Regions from separate parts of the Homo sapiens genome. Here region 2 is linked to region 1. Evidence: chromatin loops called from intact Hi-C (ENCODE). Cell type or tissue: A673. All regions are shown on one strand. Links, peaks and the distances in the headings refer to the core of each region. The heading gives the core; the rest is flanking DNA. Region 1 has its middle 40 kb from the start of TMEM154. Region 2 overlaps FBXW7 (F-box and WD repeat domain containing 7).

What was found. Hi-C counts contacts between places; a loop is a spot of excess contacts. Peaks named below come from ENCODE experiments on the same cell type or tissue, not always from the same donor. Only the 100,000 strongest peaks of a DNase experiment are listed, where the experiment ranks them.
Region 2: it touches region 1 in a loop (2.5-fold over the local background); 27 of 110 quality-filtered maps call a loop at or near these places.

Annotation. Positions count from the first base shown.
Region 1 is chr4:152,718,859-152,721,785 of GRCh38, forward strand. No RefSeq gene overlaps it. Among named protein-coding and RNA genes, the nearest start is that of TMEM154, 40 kb to the left of the region's middle. In A673, for the core only: no CTCF peak of the experiment used is centred there; a DNase peak (open chromatin) is centred at 1,103; H3K4me3 peaks cover 830 bases.
Region 2 is chr4:152,459,070-152,461,996 of GRCh38, forward strand. All of the region lies in intron 2 of FBXW7 (F-box and WD repeat domain containing 7), which reads right to left. Among named protein-coding and RNA genes, the nearest start is that of MIR3140, 29 kb to the right of the region's middle. In A673, for the core only: a CTCF peak has its summit at 1,563; a DNase peak (open chromatin) is centred at 1,632.

The DNA of each region.
Region 1 (2,927 bases), core at 111-2,610:
GCAGCCAGTGTGGCAGAGCCTAAACCTATATTTTGGGTTTCAAAACCAGACAGGTATCCCTTACAGATTCCATGTTACCTCATCACAGTGTTTCTCACTATATGAACTTACCTTGTTCTGTAATTTGTTTTTCTCTCCACTAGAATGTGAGCTCCATTAGAGAAGGAACATTTTGTTTTTCTTATTCACTCCGTACCACTGTACTCCAGCATCTAGAACAATGCTACAGTAGTAGGTGCTCACTAAATATGTGTTGAATGACTGACTGGCAATGCATGAATGATAGCTTAACCCAAGACCATCTCCAGGGCCCCATTGCCCTTGCTCTTCTGCACACTGCTGACCCAGGGAAAGGAAAGGGGCCGATGATGTCAATCACACTGGCTGGTCCCATCTCCCGCTGCAGCTTCTCAGGAGTGTGAGACATTTCAATTAAAACAAAGGGAGAGGACAGTGCTATTGCTGGAAAGGCAAACATCTGTGGAAGAGATGATTGGGGTGGGCAGAAGAGGAGGATAAAAAAGGGAACTTGTCTGTCTTTTGAATCATTTTGCATAAACAGAGTTTAGGTCCCATCTTCCCTTTCAGCTTCTAAATCTTCATGTGTGGAGGTTGTGGGGATTGCTGCTGGGTATTTGATCTTTGGTCAGCAGCCCTCTTTTATCAGAAACAGGAATTCAAAGGTGCAAAGGTTAAAATGCCCTCACAGGTTCCAGCATGGACTTCACAGCCTGTTAGAATTAACCGCTTAATGTTGGGGTATAACCCACCTACTGATTTTATGATTATTATTTTTCAATCTGGAAATATACAGTAGCAGGCCTGATTTAAAGGGAGATGTACATTGACCTGCTTAGAATGCTGATGATCTGCCAGAACACAGTGGAATCCAGGGCAATATATTTTTTTTCATAATTTTTAGAAGACAAGCCTATTCAGGTGCCAAGAACAAAAGAAAAAGAAAACAGCTGGGCTGTAGATCAAATAAAATGGTAATTCTGGACCTTAAAAATCAGAGTTGAATATATGCCACAGGGCTCAGCACTCTTGTCAAACATGTTTCAAGAACAGCAGGTTTCTTAAGTACATCACCACATGTGGTATTGGCAAGCTTGTGCGGTCGCTTCCCCGCCTTGTGAAAATCTGTGCATTTATTCATCTTAAAATACCTCGAGATTGTCAAATATTAAAACGTAAAAATATGACTCGTGCTGTCATGTCAATAGGATTCATGAACCAGATAGGACTTGCCTGCCAGAGAGCAAACACTAGAAGCGTCTAAGAAGCTGGAAGCTTAAAAATCTAAAGGGTTTTTGAGGTCCGGTGCGGTGGGTCACGTCTGTAATCCTTGCACTTTCGGAGGCCGAGGTGGGCAGAGGCCAGGAGCTCAAGACAAGCCGGGACAACCTGGCAAAACCCTGTCTCTCCTAAAAATACAAAAAATTAGCCGGTGTGGTGGTGCTTGCCTGTAATCCGAGCTAGTCAAGAGGCTGAGGCAGGAGAATAGCTTGAACCCGGAAGGCGGAAGTTGCAGTGAGCCGAGATCGTGCCACTGCACTCCATCCTGGGCGACAGAGCGAGACTGTGTCTCGGAAAAAAAGCGGGATCAGGGTGCCGGGAGGGATTTTATATTACTCCCCAAAGCCAAGGAAGCAAAATAAAAGTGATGCCAAATTACTGTTTCTGCCAGAGAGTTTAAAATCTTTCTAGGGAAAAGTCCACTTGTTTAGACAAAAGAACACCAGTCCCTTGGCCATGACACAGGTAAGCAATCTTAAGAGATGTGGCCCTGTGCCTCAGACTAGGCACACCAAGCCTACAGATATGTCAAATATGGAGGCGATTCCCTCCAAAAACAAACATCAGTCTAGCCATTTGGCAAATGAACAGGTAAGCACCCTGTTGGCAGACAGATAAAAACTGAAGCAGAAAGCTTAGAAGTTTCTGTAGCTTCTCTCACAATCAAAGACACAGAAAGTTGTTTATATCAGTCAGCCCAATATGGACTAGAAAAACTGGTATCAAATATTCAACTGCAGCAGAACTTGTATCATATGAATGATAAATCTAACTACTGTAAATACATATACCAGTCAGTAGGTATCTACTTTAGAAGAATTGTCATCCTTTAAGTTTTATCATGTCATCATAGGTTTTAAGAACAAACTTAAAACTACTAGCAAGTTAAATCAAATTACTTCAGTTGGTAAATAGGTGTCTAAAGATGACATAAGGAAATGTAAAGAAAGGCTGAGTCCATTGTCTTATTTTTCTTTGCACCTTTACTTCTGTTTATTTTGCTTCCAGGCTGTAGCAAGTCCTTTCTTAATGTCTTAGAAACTGAAGAATGGGTAAGAGCAGATATAGGGACATACATAAAATGTTGAGATATCTTCTAAAACACATGACTTAAATGACAAAGAATATTTTAAAAAATAGTTTGAAATCTGAAGCTATTTTCTTTTCTTTTTTTTTTTTTTTTTGAGATAGAGTCTTACTCTGTTGCCCAGGCTGGAGTGCGTGGCGGCCTGATCTCGGCTCACTGTAACCTTCACCTCCCAGGTTCAAGGAATTCTCCTGCCTCAGCCTCTAGCTGGGATTATAGGTGTGCACCACCACACCTGGCTAATTTTTGTATTTTTAGTAGAGACGGCATTTCACCATGTTGGCCAGGCTCGTCTTGAACTCCTGAGCTCAGGTGATCTGCCCTTCTCAGCCTCCCAGAGTGCTGGGATTACAGACATGAGCCACCGTGCCTGGCCTGAGACTATTTTCTAAGACTTACGTCTAAATATTAATGTCAAACAACTTTTTAAAACACCAGGCTTTTCCCAAGATTAGACTACAGAGAAAAATAAATAAATAAAACACCAGGCTTTCATGAATTTACTTGAAAAAAATGTTCATTATGCATGTTGGAACCAAAA
Region 2 (2,927 bases), core at 235-2,734, 260 kb before region 1:
ATGGCCCCCTAGGAGAGGTGAGGAGCCCTGCCTAGAAAAGTGGTGTTCTCTACTGTCTAAGTTACTACCCAAAACAGTACAGCTGGTTCAGACTATAACTGCAGCATGACTTTACTACCGACACCAGCATTCAATCTACCACAAGTGCTACAAAATATTTAAACCAGAAGGATGACATCATTATCATCATATTTTCAAAACCATCAGCACTTCACTTTTTCCAATCAAGCTAATTCAATAAAACAGAGTACCCATTTTTACACTAGCTTCCACCTAGTAAACCAGATTTCATCACTACTCCATCTCTTTGGAGCAAATAAGATACTACAGTATCATAGCCAAATCAGCTACAACAGTAGCCATACTGTTGTATGTATACATACACAGAGCAAACTCAATAGTCATTCCAAGACTCTTTATAGACAGCAATTAATTCATACACCCAGGTGATCAATGGAGAGTCACATCACAGGCAGACTGCCCTTATATTCATACAGCAGCGACTCCAAACCAAGGGGTAGGGCAGGAAGTACACTAGTCCCCCACTTATCCACAGAGCATATGTTCCAGACCCCCCAGTGGATGCTTGAAACCACAGATAGAACCAAACTCTATATATACTATGTCTTTTCCTATACATATATACTTATTAGTTTAATCTGTAAATTGGGCAAAGTAAAAGATTAACAACAACAATAATAAAAAAGAACAATTATACTGTAATAAAGTTATATGAATGTGGTCTCTCAAAACATCTTATTGTGCTATAATCACCTATTTTCAGACCATGGATGACCACAGATAACCAAAATTGTGGAAAGCAAAACTGTGGATAAGGGGGACTACTATATATGAAATACAGAATAGCCAAATTCATAAAGACAGAAAGTAGATTAGACACTGCCAGAGACTCGGGGAAGGGAAATGGGAAATTACTGCTTAGTAGGTACAGAGTTTCTGTTTGGAATGATAGAAAAGTTCTGGAAAAAGTAGTAATGAACGAACAACACTGTGAATGCAACTGTGCCACCAAATTGTACAGCTAAAATGGCAAATTTTATTTTGTACATATTTTACCACATTTTTAAGTTTTTTAGAAACCTATTATACATTACTAAAATTAAACAATAACCTTAATGAGATATACCATGTTCATAAGTTAGAAGACTATTAACACGTTAATTTGTATGTCATTACATATTAAAAATTGTACAATATGTAAATTCCCAAACTCCATTATAAACCCAACAATACAGCATCATAATTTTTGCTTCAAGTCACAGGTACTTGTTTTTAAAATAAGGAAAAATATAGTTTATAAAAATTAGAGTAAATTATGTATTTACTAGTTTTGATGTTGATTTCCTCCTGTAGATGGTACTTGCCATCTGGTGCCATTTCCCTTGAAATTGATTCCTTTAGAAATGCTTGCAATGGTGGCTGGCTGGTGAAAATTTCCCAGTTTTGGTTTATCTGAACATGTATTTATTTTACCTTCACTTCTAGCTGAACACAGAATTCTTATTTGATAGCTTTTTGCCTTTCAGCTGAATATACCATATCCATGGCTAGAGGTCGCCATTGTTTCTGGTAAGATATTTCTGGCTACTTTCAAGAAATTCTCTGGTATTGAGCAATTTGACCACTTATGTGCTAACATCTGTTTTTTTGTGTGTGTTTATCCTGCTTGAAGTTTGCTGAGCTTCCTGGATATGTAAATTGATACTTTCCACCAAAGTTGTGGGGGTTTTCAGCCATTATTTATTCCCCATCTGAGACTCCATTTAGATGCATGTTCAAACATTGTATTACCCCAAAGGTCTCTCAAACTCTGCTTATTTTTCTCCATTCTTTCTCTTTCAAATAGATGACTTTTATTAATCTATCTTTAACTGATTCTTTTGCCATCTCCAAACAACTGTTTTGCTTGGCCGAGCACAGTGGCTCACGCCTGTAATCAAAGTACTTTGGGAGGCCAAGGTAGGCAGATCACCTGAGGTCGGGAGGGAGTTCAAGACCAGCCTGGCCAACATGGTGAGACCCTGTCTCTACTAAAAATACAAAAATTAGCCAGACATGTTGGTGCATGTCTGTAATCCCAGCTACTCAGGAGGCGGAGGTTGTGGTGAGCCGAGATCGCACCACTGCACTCCAGCCTGGGCGACGGAGCAAGACTCCACCACAAAATAAAATAAAATAAAATATAATATAAAAATTTCATTCCAGTTACTGATCTCAACCCTAAAATTCTCTTTTGCTTCTTCTTTACAGTATCTGTTTCTCTGTTTTGATCTCCTATCTATTCACTGAACAAGACTTTATTGTTTTTTATTGGCATTATTTTTTATTGCTGTACTGTAAATTTTATTATGTTTTTTCCCAACTATTTTTGATCCACGGTTGGTTGAATCTGCAAATGCAGAAACATGGAAACAGAGGGGTGACTGTATTTTTCTTTAATCCTTTGAACATAGGACTCCTTAAATTCTTCTGATTATATTTAGGGCTATTTTAAAGTCCTTGCTTGCTAAATCCAATATCTGGCTATACTTGGGGTTAATTTCTATTGAATGATTTTCTTTACCTGAAAATGAGTCATATTTCCACTTTATTTGCATATCTAATAATTTTTAGTTGAAAATACACATTGTAAATAGCAAGTTATAGCAACCAGATTTTGTCGCAATCTTTCAAAGGACCATTTGGTTTTCATGTTGTATGATTCTAATGGGCTCGTATGGACTCAAACTGCAAACTTCAGTAAGTCCTCACTTAATACCATCGATAGGTCTTGGAAACAGCAACTTGAAGCAAAACACAAACAGCAAGGTCCTTGAATACTGTCGTTTCCTTTAACACTGCTTTGTTATACAACTGATGAGAAAAAAATGTTCTGTTATACGTTGTTTCAGTTAAAGTCAGATTCC